2 separate regions of the Mus musculus genome follow, and region 2 is linked to region 1. Evidence: chromatin loops called from intact Hi-C (ENCODE). Cell type or tissue: left cerebral cortex. All regions are shown on one strand. Region 1 has its middle 80 kb from the start of Gm46962. Region 2 has its middle 140 kb from the start of Gm46962.

Region 1 (5,000 bases):
GTACTTTCTCTAGCTCCTCCATTGGGGGCCCTGTGTTCCATCCAATAGCTGACTGTGAGCATCCACTTCTGTGTTTGCCAGGCACTGGCATAGCCCCACAAGAGACAGCTGTATCAGGGTCCTTTCAGCAAAATCTTGCTGGCATTTGCAATAGTGTCTGGGTTTGGTGGCTGATTATGGGATGGATATCCAGGTGGGTCAGTCTCTGGATGGTCCATCCTTTCATCTCAGCTCCAAACTTTGTCTCTGTAACTCCTCCCATGGGTATTTTGTTCCCCATTCTAAGGAGGGACGAAGTATCCACACTTTGGTCTTCTTTCTTCTTGATTTTCTTGTGTTTTGCAAATTGTATCTTGGGTATTCTAAGTTTCTGGGCTAATATCCACTTATCAGTGAGCGCATATCATGTAAGTTCTTTTGTGATTGGCTTATTTCATTCAGGATGATATCCTCTGAATCCATCGATTTGCCTAAGAATTTCATAAATTCATTGCTTTTAATAGCTGAGTAGTATACCATTGTGTAAATGTATCACATTTTCTGTATCCATTCCTCTGTTGAGGGACATCTGGGTTCTTTCCAGCTTGGGATAACAAAAACTATTCTAAACAATAAAACAACCTCTGGGGGAATCACCATGCCTGACCTCAAGCTGTACTACAGATCAATTGTGATAAAAACTGCATGGTACTGGTACAGCGACAGGCAGGTAGATCAATGGAATACAATTGAAGACCCAGAAATGAACCCACACACCTATGGTCACTTGATCTTTGACAAGGGAGCTAAAACCAATCAGTGGAAAAAAGACAGCATTTTCAACAAATTGTACTGGCACAACTGGTGGTTATCATGTAGAAGAATGCAAATTGATCCATTCTTATCTCCTTGTACAAAGCTCAAGTCTAAGTGAATCAAGGAACTCCTCATAAAACCAGACACCCTAAAACTTATAGAGGAGAAAGTGAGGGAAAGCCTCTAAGATATGGGCACAGGGGAAAAATTCCTAAACATAACAGCAATGGCTTGCATTGTAAGATCAAGAATTGACAAATGGGATCTCATAAAATTGTAAAGCTTCTGTAAAGCAAAAGACACTGTCAATAAGACAAAAAGGCCACCAACCAAAAGATTGGGAAAGGATTTTTACCAATCCTAAATCAGATATTTATGTACAATATGTACAAAGAACTCAAGAAGCTGAATTCCAGAAAATCAAATAACCAACCCTATTAAAAATTGAGTACAGAGCTAAACAAAGAATTCTCAACTGAGGAATACTGAATGGCTGAGAAGCACCTGAAAAAAATGTTCAACATCCTTTTTGTGTTGTTTTGTTTTGTTTTTGTTTTGTGTTTTTTGAGTCAGGGTTTCTCTGTGTAGCCCTGGCTGTCGTGGAACTCACTCTGTAGACCAGGCTGGCCTCTAACTCAGAAATCTGCCTACCTCTGCCTCCCAAGTGCTGGGATTAAAGGTGTGCACCACCACTGCCAGGCTTCAACATCCTTAATCATGAGGGAAATGCAAATCAAAACAACCCTGAGATTCCACGTCACACCAGTCAATATGGCTAAGATCAAAAAACTCAGATGACAGCAGATGCTGGCGAGGATGTGGAGAAATAGGAACACTCCTCCATTGCTGGTGGGATTGCAAGCTTGTACAACCACTGTGGAAATCAGTCTGGAGGCTCCTCAGAAAATTGGACATAGTACTACAGGAGGATCCAGCAATACCTTTCCTGAGCATATACCCACAAGATGTTCCAACTGGTAATAAGAACACATGCTCCACTATGTTCATAGTAGCCTATGTGATAATCTTTATCACAGCACAGGTCTTTCTTGTCACCTCTCTTTCAAGATCACAGATTTAAATGCCACAGGCCCTGTGTTGGCTCTCATATTTGGACTGAATGCACAATGCAGCATCATTGTCCCATGACTCACCATGCATTACCATGAACCTAGTTTCCTTTCTCTATCCTTGCCAGTATTCTAGTGCATCAGCAGTCCTAGGAGCTGAGTATGGAGCCTCATTTTGAGAAACTTAAGTAAGGTTTCCAGACAAGTTAGAGCAAGGTTGCAGCTGAAGTTTTAGTTCACACTTGCAAGGGATACTCAGGGAACAATATACAAATCTACTAGTGGATTAAAAAGCTAGACAAAGGTACCCCCATAGAAGCAGGGGGAGGAGGGATGGGATAGAGGGTTTCCAAAGAGGAAACCTAGAATGGGGATAACACTTTAAATGTAAATAAATAAAATATCCATTAAAAAAGTAGGAAACCCATGGAGTGAGCCAAGTGACATAAATATTACTTATATTTGGAGGAAGAACAATAGAAATAAAATCCACATTGCCTGAAGCAATCTAAAGAACTAAGTGGTGAATGTTTGAGATCTGTGGGAAATACAAGGTACATAGATTCCTTCCAGCTTAAGACAGCACCAGAAGACCAAGTTGGTGTGATTGTATGTGTGTGTGTGTTTGTGTGTGTGTGTGTTCATTGTAAAGGTCATCATTCCCCCTCAGTCTGAAATAACCAGAAACAAGATGTAAGTCTCTTCAGCAATAGGGATTTACTATCAATTAGTAAAGAGCAACCAATAGCCAGAGTTGTATGGGGATTCCCATGGGTACTCTCTGCCCAACAACTCATATGTAACCCATTGATGGCACTGGAGGTTTCATTTGGTGGCGAGAGATGTCTAGCTGAGGTTTTTCCTCCTTTGTTATTTGTTTCCATTTAGATTACTTTCATATATGCATATATGTTAATCAACATCTACTGAAGTAGGTTCTATATGGGCCTTCAAATGACCCTTAATGCTAGGTATCTCTCCCTGTATTCTCTCTCTTACTTTCCTCTTGCCTCACCACATTGAGAAGTTGTACTGATGCCTAACTAGAGCCTCCAAGCCTACTGACTAGTGTTCATAGTGCTGAAAAACATCCTGCATTCTATCAGAGGTGAGAGGTAATTACCAACCCAATTATAAATCCTGTAATTTGGAATGTTTTTGGCAGTAAAGAACTTCTTTCTAACTGGAATTAAGGTCCACTACATGATATGGAACCCACGACAGACTCTGCTCATGTGGCCAAGAAGATGAGACTAGAAAGGCCATGCTCCTTGAGGAAACCAATAGTTCTGCTAAAGGACCACAATGAAATGGCTTCCAATTACATTCTGTTATAACCATAGGTCACATTTTGCTCAGCCATCATCAGAGAAGCTTCTTCCCGCCGTAAATGGGAACAAATATAGAGACTTAAAAGTAGAGAAAGTGGAAAGAGTGAGAGATCTTGGTGCATGCAGTCCTAAATGAAGTAGCTTCATCAAAGCCCTCCTCAGAGAGCTCAGGATCTATGTGGATAAGGTGGCAGAAAGACTTTGAGAGCCAGAGATGATGGATGACATCAGGAAGCAGTGTTTTACAGATGCAACAGGACTGATGCACATATGAACTCACAGAGATGTGGCAGTATATACAGGTCCAGCACAGGTCTAAACTAGATGGGGTCCCAGTGGTGAGAGGGGAAAATGGACAAAAACTATCAAGTGACCACCATACTGTTGTCTATCATGTAATCATGTTTTAGCAATTTAGGGAGGAATTCCTAATATGCATATCAGAAATAGTTTAACAATTTATACTTGAGAAGTAGATGTGTAAAATTATTTATTTAATGTAAAATAAAAGTTAAATGTCTTTTGACTAAAAGCATATTTAATTTTCATTCATATTCTTGAGTTAATGTTAAAGTGCTAGTATTGGATAAATACTTTTCTTTGAATAAAAAGTACCATGAAGTGTGTTGTGACTTTTGACTAATGGTACACATGTTAACAGTTTGTGTCCCTCCATAAAATAGACTGGCCTAGAACATGCTATGTATCCCAGGGAGATCCCAAACTTCTGATCCTCCTGTTTCTGTCTTCCCAGTTCTTGGATTACAGATTTGAATTTCCACTCCTTGCCAAGATTGTTTATTTTTTGTTTCTTGTACTTTATGGATAATGTTGGGTATAATTTATATATATATATCAGTAATTTAAATCTTTCAAGGTATTTTGCTTTTGTTATTGCTATTTATTTTCATTCATAGTTAAACATTTTGGGGGGGGTGGCAGCAATCTCTGATGTGGTAGTCTATTGGTCTTTGTAAACTTATAGCTTGAATTAACAAGGCTGCACCTCCTTCCGGAGAGATGTTTTTTTTTAATGATCTTTAATCTTTTTTTACAGTCCAGTCTTTATTCCCCTCCCTACCTGCCTATCAATAGCCTCTCATCTCATTCTTCCTCTCCCATCTCCAAGAGGATGAATATATATATATATATATATATATATATATATTTACCACTTTAGTATGTCAGCAAGACCATTGTCCCTGGGTTTCCATACTGCTATCTAAATTACCCTAGCATATTTCTGGAATCAAACACTCTTGCAGTGTTGCTCTACAGCCATGATTTCATGAAGAAATCTAGTTTGTTTCATTCCCCATCCAGTCTCCCAATTTAAAGTCCTTTTCTACTTGCTCAAAGTGAAAATCACACTTACTACATTCTGAAGGGTTTACTTTGCCTTGAGATTAAATTTTCACTGTTCCCAGGATTAAATTAGTGTCTCTCCAGTATTCTACAGAATGAGTTCTGAGCTTCTCTTTTCATCTCTGCCCCATGTTTAGCCTTCTAACAGAAGCCCACCTATTTAAGGTACTGTTCTTTGCCCTCAGTATGAGTGGCTTTGCAGATGGGAGATACTAAACAAATTTAGCCCCAATTTTCTCTTGCTTTTCATTTCCCCTTTACTATGTCCATCCTTATTTTTTTACTGCATGTTTTCTTACTGTGTTTCTTTTGTTGTTTTGGTTTTCTTAGCATTCAATCTGAAATAGCTCACCTAAAGTTTCTGCAAAAACTAATTGATTTAAATATGTCTTGGATTTTAGCTCAATGTTGTTATTAGAGGATGTAATGTATTTCTGTG
Region 2 (5,000 bases), 220 kb after region 1:
TTAGGAATGAACATTCCACAGTCACATATTTTCAATATTTTAACCATTAAGCCTTTGCTTTAACCATTATCTAATGCCAAAATAGGCTTCTAGAGTAAATCCTAGGAATAGTGCCAATCTAAGTGTTTAAATGTATGGAATGTAAAGCATTCCAATGTACTCAGTAAAAATATGAAATTATTGTGACCATTGTTCCACAAGTTCTCATTTAACTTATATAAACCTCACACTTAACTGACTTTCTAAATCTGGCAGCCTCAGTTCAATGTTGGCCTCCACAGATTATTTATATTTTTCACAAGAAGAGCTTTCAAAAGGCCATGTGAATTTCAGGCCTTCTGTCCTTCATAAATTTTTAGGCCCTATACATATAGAAAGGGCTCCTCTCTGGGTTTTGTATGGTCAAATCTCATTTCTCACTGCCTCTTAAGTAGCTGGTTCTGAAGAAGACATGTGCCTTCCCCCATACTTTTGTTGCAGTCAAAACCAGGTGGGTTACTTTCATTTTCTTTTCTATCATCCTGCCACTTTTGTCTGACTGACAGTTCTAACTCTTCTTCAATGTTGAGAAGTTGTTTTAGTTTCTTTGAGGAAGGAAAACTATCAAAGATAGAAAATAGGAAGTTTAGCTGTATATTTCCCACAAATGATAACATATGTGCATGTTTATGGAACTTTATACAAAGGGAGACAGAAGTGTTTACAAACACTGTGTGCATCCATTGGAAACCTGAGAACTCTAATATACCTACTATGTACTGTGGTAATGTGATTTGTGGAAAGCAGTAACTAAGGAGGCTTTGCCTTTTTTACAAAATATTTTGAGATTTCACCTTCTGTTTTATATACATGAATGTTTTTCTGTCTGTATGTCTATGGGCCATGTATGTGCAATTTGTATGGAGGCCAGAAGAAAGTGTTGAATCCTTTGGGACTACAGTCACACTTAATAATGAACCTCCATATGTGTGCCGTAACTGAAACCAGGTCCACCGGAAGAGCTCTCCTAACTATGGTGCATTTTTCTCAAGCACATATATTTTGCTTTTAAGAACCATACATATAATGAGAGTGACATCCACTCCAGTGTCACCAGTTTCTCTCCCTATGTATTGTGAAGAGCACAAGTATTTAATTGCATGAGTAAGTTTTGTCTTTAGGGCCCTTGCTCTACAGCTGTCTGAACTGAATGAGCAGCACTATATGACATGAAAGCACACTCAACTCACTGCAGCTGTCACAAAACACGGGTAAGTTTAGTGAAGATCAAGAACACATGACAGCTTGGTAGACACTGACTGGGACAGTTACTCATTTGCCGTATTCTTGACCTTGATATTGAGAAGTTCCTAAATCCACATAGTTGGACTCTCTTATATGATGGTATCTTAGCAATTTGTGGGTCAAACTTGAAGTGTTTATCAGGAATAATTTAGTGTTTTATGCCTGCAATACAAATAGGTAATTACCTGTTTTGTAAAATATACAAAATAATTGATTTAAATATAGAGTTAAAGTTCAAGATCAGTTAAATGACTTGCTTTGGTAATAAAACACCAGTTGTCTCACATTCTGGTGACTGGATATCTTTTTGAGACCTTTCCACATTTTGTAGGCTGGACTGAGCCAGGGACTAACTGGACAGAACTGAGTGCCTTCTGTCATGCTTTTCCTGCTTCTTTTACCTCTGTTCTGGTATTAAATATGTGCATCCCCATTTCTTAATGTGTGTTTTATTTCATTTTATTTCTCATACTTTGCACATAACATTATAATTTACCTTATACATATAGTTTTGTAATTCCCAATCATAAGCCTTTGTTTAACCATTTCTATTATTAATAGTTTTTTATTCACATTCAAGTTAACTCATTTTGTTCTGGGTGCCAAGAATTGCTAATGTCAAATCGTCTGTTGTTCCTTCAAAATTACCTTTAAATTTTTGATGGTTATCTTAATGCCAAATATAAAATTAAAAATCAGGAGAGAAGTGTGACTAGGAATCTTGGATAACCAGGCAGACCATGATATGGCATCCTATTGGCAATCTTAGTTTCTTTCATTCTCTTCCATTAATTTCTTTTTTTTTAAATTAGATATTTTCTTTATTTACATTTCAAATGCTATTCCAAAAGTTTCCTATACCCTCCCCCTGCCCTGCTCTCCTACCCACCCACTCCCACTTCTTGGCCCTGGCATTCCCCTGTACTGGGGCATGTAATGTTTGCAAGACCAAGGGGCCTCTCTTCCCAATGAGGGCGGACTAGGCCATCTTCTGCTACATATGAAGCTAGAGACATGAGCTCTGGGGGTCAAAGCAATCCCAGTAAAATCAGGGACTAGACAAGGCTGCCCACCTTCTCCCTACCTTTTCAATATAGTACTTGAAGTCCTAGCCAGAGCAATTCGACAACAAAAGGAGATCAAGGGCATTACTTTCTTTTTTATTCACCTTATGCCCTAGATAACAATGAAATCTCCATTATTTCCTCCTAAATACCACTCCCTATTATACCCCCTCTTCCTGAGAGAAGAGGAAGCTCCCTTGTGTACTACCTTGCCCTGAAATATCAAGTCACAGTTCTCTCCCAACTGAGGACTAACCAGTTAGGAGAAGGGATCTAATAGCAGACAACAGAGCTAGACAGCCTCTACTCCAATTGTTAGGAGACCCATGTGAAGACCAAGTTGCACATCTGCTTCAAATGCCCAGGGGTTCTAGGTCCAGTCCCTTCATGTTCGTTGGTTAGTGATTCAGTCTCTGAGCCACCATTTACTCAGGTTAGTTGGCTCTGTAGATCTTCTGTGGTGTCCTTGACCCCCTCCAGCTTAGTCTAGTCTATCCTACACTGTTCCACAAGGCTTTCTAAGCTCCACCTGATGTTTGAGTGTGGGTCTCTGCATCTACCTCTATCCCCTCCTGGATAAAGCCTCAATAAAAGAATTTAAGAACAGTAACTAACAGAAGGTATAGCAAGATATATTAGAGTTCAAAAAGAGAACTGCAGGACATACAATGGGCCTGCAAGAGAGGAGGAGGACAATCATGTTCCCTAAGATAAGGTCAGCCCCTTGGAAGCAGGCACCTTCCCTCCACAGTGCTTCAGCCTTCAATACAAACCTCTTTTGAGGTTTCACCAGCTCCCCGTAGGACCCAGCCCTGGACCTGCACCATCTACTGGAGACCCTAAATGACCCAGTTCACTGATGAGAAGGTGCAGAGATCAATGATTTCCAACCTTAAAGTTCAATGGATCTATGTTTCTGCCTTAGTTAGGGTTTCTTATTTCTGGGAAGCATCACCATGAAGGCAGCAACTCTTATATGGAAACATTTCATTGGATATGGCTTACAGTTCAGAGGGTTAGTCCTTTATCATCATGGTAGAAAAAATCATGGCTGAATGTAGGAAATTATGGTGCTTGAGAGGAAGCTGAGAATTTTATAATCAGGTTTTTCAGGCAACAGGAAGAGAGTGAGACACTGATCCTGGATTGGACATCTGAGAACTTAAAGACCACACCCAGTGATATACTATCTCCAACAAACTACACCTACATCAGCAAGGCCATCCCTTCTAAGAGTATCACTCTTTAAGAATCAATGGGGGCCAGTTTTCTTCCAACCATCATAGTCTTTTATATAAATTGATATGAAAGGTCCTTATAGTAAATTGAAGTAAAGGTCTTTTTAGTAGTTTTCTATTTCTTCTGCAATCACTACAAAATACCTGTGGCTTAAACATGAGAAGTTCATTATTTTATGGTTCTGGAGGTCAGAATTCAAACATTGGCTCAATGGGCTGATGTAGGGAGCCTAAATTTCCATTTGGAGGATCTATAAGGAGTTATGCCTTTTAGTTTCTCGAACTCCTACAGAGCTTCAAAACTCTTTAGCTTGTGTTTCCTTTCCATGATTTTTGTTTTGAAAATCATATTTATCCATGTATATTTATTATATACAATGTTCAGTTTTATAAAAGCAACTTCTTTCAAATATATGATCTATATACCATTCTTATACCCCCTCCTGACTAGTTTTTAGGTTAACTTGATACAAGGTAGTGTCATCTTAGGAGGAACCCTCAATTGAGAAAACAGCTTCATTTTATTTGAGAGAGAGAGATAGAAAGAGAGAGAGAGAGAGAGAGAGAGAGAGAGAGAGAGAGAGAGAGAGAGAGACTTACACAGACACAATGACACACACAGAAACACATACCCCAATATGTGGAGACCCAGAAATCTCCACAATAATGAAGGATATGATTTTGTGTTGATAGACTCTATCTTCCAGCATTTATATCTTTTTTTTTTTAAAGAGAATTTAAGGTTTATGAAAGGGAAAAATCAAGGCCCTGGTAAACAATATATTAAGACAATTTATGCATTCCTTAAAAACAAATTGGTTAAATGACTTTAGAGGCAATGGATACAGCAGGAAATGACAGTTTTTTGCGCCACATACAATTGTTCATGTTCATTGTGTGTCTCTTTACAATGGTAATATCCTCTTGATGGATTGTCCCATTTTATTAATTACTCTTCTATTGTAATAAAACACCATGACCAAGGCACATTATAAATAAAGGTTCACTTCTGCTTTCTCTAGGGATACATGATGGCAGAATGGAGATAACAAGCAGGAGATATGTTTGCTGGAAAAGATGCTGTGGTCACACAACTAGATAGGTTTGTATGTATGTATGTATGTATGTATGTATGTATGTATTAGATACCATGTGTGAATCCTAACTGGAAGTAGGGATGACTGAGAATCATCATGTAAGTGCTTAGAATCAATTCTCAGTCCTCTGTAAGAACAACAGGCATTCTTATCCTGCAAGCTGTCTCTGAAACCACAAATTGTCTTTTTACTGTTTCTCTTTCTTTTACTTCTATGATGCTTGTTTCCTCCACCATTTCATTTCCCTCCCCAATCCAAACTTCCATCTCCTCTTCTTCATCCTCTCTTTTCTTTCCCTTGTATCATGCCCCGTTCTC

What was found. A loop is a pair of places that touch in the nucleus more often than their neighbours do. Peaks named below come from ENCODE experiments on the same cell type or tissue, not always from the same donor. Only the 100,000 strongest peaks of a DNase experiment are listed, where the experiment ranks them.
Region 2: a loop joins it to region 1, with 7 times the contacts of the local background. A loop is called at or near these places in 7 of 42 quality-filtered maps.

The regions. Positions count from the first base shown.
Region 1 is chr6:70,298,278-70,303,277 of GRCm38, reverse strand. It overlaps Igk. Among named protein-coding and RNA genes, the nearest start is that of Gm46962, 80 kb to the right of the region's middle. In left cerebral cortex, no CTCF peak of the experiment used is centred here; a DNase peak (open chromatin) is centred at 1,918.
Region 2 is chr6:70,075,025-70,080,024 of GRCm38, reverse strand. It overlaps Igk. Among named protein-coding and RNA genes, the nearest start is that of Gm46962, 140 kb to the left of the region's middle. In left cerebral cortex, no CTCF peak of the experiment used is centred here; no DNase peak of the experiment used is centred here.